Linked DNA regions of Homo sapiens: region 2 is linked to region 1. The links are chromatin contacts, found by Hi-C or POLR2A ChIA-PET in ENCODE. All regions are on one chromosome and are shown on one strand. Each heading gives the region's core, a stretch centred on a gene start or an enhancer-like site at or near the end of the contact. The rest is flanking DNA. Distances are from core to core; before and after follow the strand shown.

What was found. A loop is a pair of places that touch in the nucleus more often than their neighbours do. ChIA-PET counts read pairs that join two places held with the same protein, here RNA polymerase II (POLR2A). Pooled maps may share reads with other maps.
Region 2: a map of heart left ventricle shows a loop between it and region 1 (11-fold over the local background). The contact joins two enhancer-like sites. A Hi-C loop is called at or near these places in 8 of 168 maps with a recorded cell type or tissue (Right ventricle myocardium inferior, cardiac septum, heart left ventricle and 2 more) and 6 of 50 pooled maps. POLR2A ChIA-PET finds 5 or more read pairs at or near these places in 1 of 52 experiments (OCI-LY7).

Annotation. Positions count from the first base shown.
Region 1 is chr3:190,772,534-190,775,317 of GRCh38, forward strand. No RefSeq gene overlaps it. Among named protein-coding and RNA genes, the nearest start is that of LINC02013, 75 kb to the left of the region's middle. Within about 2 kb of position 1,523, at least 2 of the 41 ENCODE cell types and tissues checked have a DNase peak (open chromatin) inside an H3K27ac peak, as active enhancers do.
Region 2 is chr3:190,806,567-190,809,266 of GRCh38, forward strand. No RefSeq gene overlaps it. Among named protein-coding and RNA genes, the nearest start is that of GMNC, 55 kb to the right of the region's middle. Within about 2 kb of position 1,290, at least 5 of the 41 ENCODE cell types and tissues checked have a DNase peak (open chromatin) inside an H3K27ac peak, as active enhancers do.

The DNA of each region.
Region 1 (2,784 bases), core at 273-2,772:
ACAGTGTATTTTAAACTGATAAAAAGTTAAGTTTCATTGCATAGAAAAACCGTTCATTTTTAGTTCCCCCGCAATGCACACACACTTTATGTTACTGATATCACTATTAGATATTTTTAGATTGTGTATCCATTTCATATATTTCTGTAGTTACAGTTATTCTTCATACTTTTTGTATTTTAACTTTATCACTATTATAGTATTCTGTTCTGTCTATATATTTGTCTTTACTAGTGAGGTTTATATTTTCATGTTACTGCTTGGCAACCTTTCATTTCAACTCGAGGAGCTTCCTTTAACATTTCTTGTGAGACAATTCTAGTGGCGATGTACTCCCTCAGTTTTGGTTCTCTGGCAATATTTTTATCTTTCTTTCATTTTGGAAGGAAAGTTTTGCCAGGTTCAATATTATCGGTTGGCAGGTCCTGCCCACCCCTAGGACTTTAAATATATCATTTTACTTTCTTATGACCTACATGATATCTGCTGAAGAATTTGCTAATAGGGTTATAGATGTTCCCTTGTATGTGATGAGTCATTTTCTTCTTCTTATTTTTCTCTTTGACTTTGGCTATTGGCATTTGAATATACTATACCTTGGGGTAGAGTTCTTTGGGTTCATTCTATTTGTGTCCTTTTGAACTCTGGGATTTTCATGCCCATTTCCCTCCCTAGATTTGGGAAGTTTTTGACCATTACTTCTTTTTAAAAAATTGCTGCTCCTTACTCATTCTCTTCTCCTTCTGATTCTTCCAAAATGTGTATATTGGTTCACTTGATGATATCCTCTAAGTTCCTTAAACTTTCTGCATTCTCTGTTTTCTTTTTCTTCTGCTGACTAGATAATGTCAAGGCACCTGGTGTGAAGCTCACTAATTCTTTTGCTCGATCATTTCTGCCCTTGAATCCCTCTATTGAATTTTTTCATTTCTGATATTTATTCCTCAGCTCCCTAATTTCTGTTTGGTTCTTATTTATCTTTTCTTTTTGTTAATATTCTTCTTCTGTTTATGTATTATCTTCCCAGTTTCATTTAGTTGTCTATGTTCTTCTGTAACTCACTGAGCTACTTTAAGGTTATTATTTTTAATTCTTTGACAGGCAATTCATGGGGCTTCACTTCTTTAGGGTCAGCTAGTGAAGATTTATTTTGTTCTTTGCTTATGTCATGTTTCTGTTTCTTTCTATTCCCTGTAGCTTTGCTTTGGTGTCTGTGCATTTGCATAAGCAGCCACCTTTCCCAGTCTTAACAAAGTGTTTTCAATAGTGAAAACCTTCACCAATAAGCCTGGGTAGAGATTCTGAGGGTCTCTCAAACAGCAAGCTATGCACCCCTATTCCATTTTTCTTAGCAAGCCTCACCAAATGGTGTCAATTCTGTCAGTGGTCCGTGTGGGTTGAGTCAAAAGCTGGCCCCTCAGGCAACACACGGAGAGGCCAGGGCATTGGAGGTAAGCTTTACTCTTCTCCCTTCGGCCTTGGTAAGGCCTCAGTTTCTGCCCTTTTTCTCAATCTTGCAGAGCTGTGCCAGCTCTGAACTATGCCAGTTTCACAGGTGTTCGTGAGGCAAGACAGAAACCAGCCTCTCAGGCAGTGCACAAAAAGGTCAGAGATATTTCATGGGCACGCCGATCTCTCTTTCCCCTGAGAGAGAAATTGCAGACTGAGACAATCTCCCTCAGCACTGAACTGTGCCAGTTCGGGGAAAGGTTAACACGGGTAAAGTGAAATTGTTCTTACTCATTTCAATGTGATTGTTCTCAGTTTTGTGCTTGGTTAGAGTACTACAATCTCTTAATTTGATTTTAGACTTCTTGTAACTGTACTTTGATCTGCATATCATTGTTACATCAATATTTCTGTGGAGAATGAAGACTAGGACTTCCTATTCTGCCTTCTAACTGGTGTCATTTAATCATCAATTTTTTAATGGACTCTTTTCCCCTTCTGGAAATTACGTAACCCTAAGTAATATGAACATATGGAGAGGTCTTAAGTCTTGGGTTACTTTTGTTAGTATTAGTGCATTATTTGGTTTATTAGACATTGTGTTCTTGGTGGAGTGTGACAATGACCTTCATGGTTTGCATTTATATAACATACAGGGGTCCTCAACTGTCCTCCAGTGCTGTAGTCCTTTGACCATAGCTTCTAAAGGAACACATGATTATTTTCTATCAAGCTGTTAAGAAAAGAACACCTAACCAGTTTCTGGGGTTACTCTGCTCTTGTACAGTCCCCAGGCCTTCCATGTAGATAATTCAACCTAATTTATTCAAAGGCCTAACCCTCCAAAAGACTGACTGTGCATGGTGAGAATAGATTTAGATCAGCTCCACCTTCAGCTTGGAGACAAGAAGTGCAAAATAACTACCAGTTATTTCTAGTGAGGAAAATAGCCTGGAGCTAGATAATCCAAGGCCTACTTAATCTCTGTTCCTGGAGGGAAGAGGATAGAAGAAATGAGAAATGTTTTAGTTTTTCTTTGTTGAGATAATATTAGTTAAATAATAAATAAATAGCAAACTTTTCAAGTGATACTGCATGATACTATGTTAGAAACTTGTGTTGAAGCAATACTTCAGAAAGTTTTATATACCAAGTTAAAAAAAACAAAGTGTTTATCTCCGTAGGCAATCAAAGCATAATCAGTTTTTCTGAGCAAGGAACTCATATAACTAGATTTGCATTTTTTATTTAAAACATTGGCACCAACGTCAACCATGGTTTAGAAGGGTAGCCGACTGAAGTCAGGTGTTTATGAAAGGGTTTGCAAATGACAAT
Region 2 (2,700 bases), core at 40-2,539, 34 kb after region 1:
GGGTCACTGCTTTTTAGCCTGTGATATTCCGCAACATCATTCTCCCATCTCTTCATGGACAGTTTTGCTATATAGTTTTGGGTATTTAAAACAGAAAGAAATATTTCAAGTTGATTGGATTCTAATGAAGTTAACATTATTTCAGTGATTACTATCAGCCAGAAGCCACAATATAGGAGCTTTTACATTATTGTTACCCAGGCTGAAGTGCAGTGGCACCATCTCAGCTCACCGCAACCTCCACCTCCTGGGTTAAAGTGATTCTCTTCCTCAGCCTCCTGAGTAGCTGGGATTACAGGCGTGTGCCACCACGCCCAGTTAATGTGTATATTTTTAGTAGAGACGGGGTTTCATCATGTGGGCCAGGCTGGTCTCAAATGCCTCAACTCCATGACCTGCCTGCCTCAGCCTCCCAAATTGCTGGGATTACAGGCATGAGCCACTATGCCCGGCTAATTTCTGTATTTTTAGTAGAAATGGGGTTTCACCATATTGGCCAGGCTGGTCTCAAACTCCTGACCTCAGATGATCCACCTGCCTTGGCTTCCGAAAGTTCTGGGATTACAGGCATGAGCCACCATGACCATCCTTTTACATTTATTTATTGAACACTTGTAATAACTCAAAAGATATTATTTTCACAATTTTATGATAACTTAATGACTGCAAACATGTTCATGATGTAATGTTGAGTAAAACAGTAGGAGATATTATGTATGATATGTTTCCAATTATGGAAAACAGTGATTCATCACACCTACTCATCTGTGTGTCCACACTACACACACATACACAATCACCACACACAGAAAAATTGTCAAAATTGTACACACTAAAATGACCATTGTGGCTATCTCTAGTGTCCGAATTATGAAGACCTTTTAATTTCTTTCTTGGATTCTTCTGATTTTCTGCATCATCTACAATGACAAGAATTATTTTCATAATTAGAAAACAGCTACTAGGTTAATGTTTATATAACTATTTAGAAAAATATATACTCAAGATGACAGAGAAAGTAACTAGCAGAATTCAGCAATGTTTCTTAATGTAATAGAGTTGAAGGGAGGGAGTTCACTCTTACCTAAAGCCCAGAATTTTGAGTTGTTTTTTTGTCCCATTATTTTTTTTCTAGGCAAGTTTCACTGCCATTGCTAGAGAGCAGGAGAAAGAATGGCCCATTTGTTTAGTGATGACAAATAGCAGCTTTGGTCCTTACCTGGGAGGCTGTGTCAACCTGGGCCTGCCTTTTGTGTATGCCTATGGGCAGCAAGTAGGGATTCAGTGTGGTAGCTGGAACCTGGCTGGGCTCCAATTTGGCGTGTGTCTATCATTGTTTGGGGAACACTTTGTGCCTGCTGAGGCGCACTCCTCTCTCAGTGACTAGAGCTAAAAAAAACAAAAGCTCCTGGTGCCAAGGCTACCGGCCTTATCTATAAATCACTTATTCTTTCTTCCTGTCTCTTCAAGGGTAGTTTGACCTTAGCTCAGTGCCTGTATAGGCACAACTCATCAATTTTTCACTGACAAGTTAAAAGACCAAGTGCAAATGGCTTCTCTGATTCCTGAAACAGTGTCAGTCTTACATATGAGTACCTTTTTTGACCTATTGGTGACTAGTACCTCCAAGAATATGTGTGTGTGCATGTACATGCTTGTGTGTGTTTACCACTCTGTACACATTACCATTAATCTAAATGTATATAAGAATTCATTTTACTTTTTGTTTTTTTAAGAAATCAGAGTTTCAACAATAGCCAATTCATTCCTGTCTATATCTCCGAATACCAGGATGAAATTTTGAAACAAAGAGAAAGAAAGATAATAGGGCTTTTGTTTCTAATTTTGATTTTTAGTGGAGAAAGTCATTAGTGATTACATAGCTTTACTTATACACTTATAGAGGTAAAAATGAAGACCAGAGAACAAAAGAAGCACTCGAGGTCATAGAGCTAACTCACTGCAGAATACACTAACGTCTTAATCTCTTAGACTCTTTACACCAAATTTTTCAGGGATGGTTATCTTGGTATCATGAAGCACTTGCAAAATGTAATTATATAATCCATCATTATTATTATAATAACTTCCTTAGGAAAAATGACTGGAACCATTAACAGAGATTATCTTGTGGAATAAGATTGCAGGTGATTTTATTACTTTTGCTGTTATCCGAATTTTCTAAAATTTCTATATAAATACTTGTTACCTTAGTGATAATATACATTTTGGCATTTATATTAGCCCTCATTTTCTGAGTGTTCTGCTAGGCGCTTCACATGGATCAGTTTTGTTACTTAATTTTTATAAGCCATCTCAATAATAGGTTCTTGTAAACGTGTATTGAACATAACAGAATCCAAAGGTAACACGACCAAAAGGTTACTCTAAAAACGTACCCTTTCTACTCCTACAATTCTTCTTGAGATGCCTGCTTGACTTCAAGGGCAATGTTCTCCTAGTAACAACAGGTGATTCCAGAGAGGGCTCAAATTTTAATGCTTTTCTAAGAAGCCACATTAAAGTATGAAGAGGAAAGTTTCTATTCTAAATGGGTCTACATTGCTCTCAGGTCACTGACCAGGAACATTTACCCCACAGAGTCAGCAGAGAGGCAGCTGTTCTGGTTGTTTTTTAAATCTGTACAAATAAACAAAGACTTAAAGTGATCAATTATATTTGTACCCATTAAATACTAAA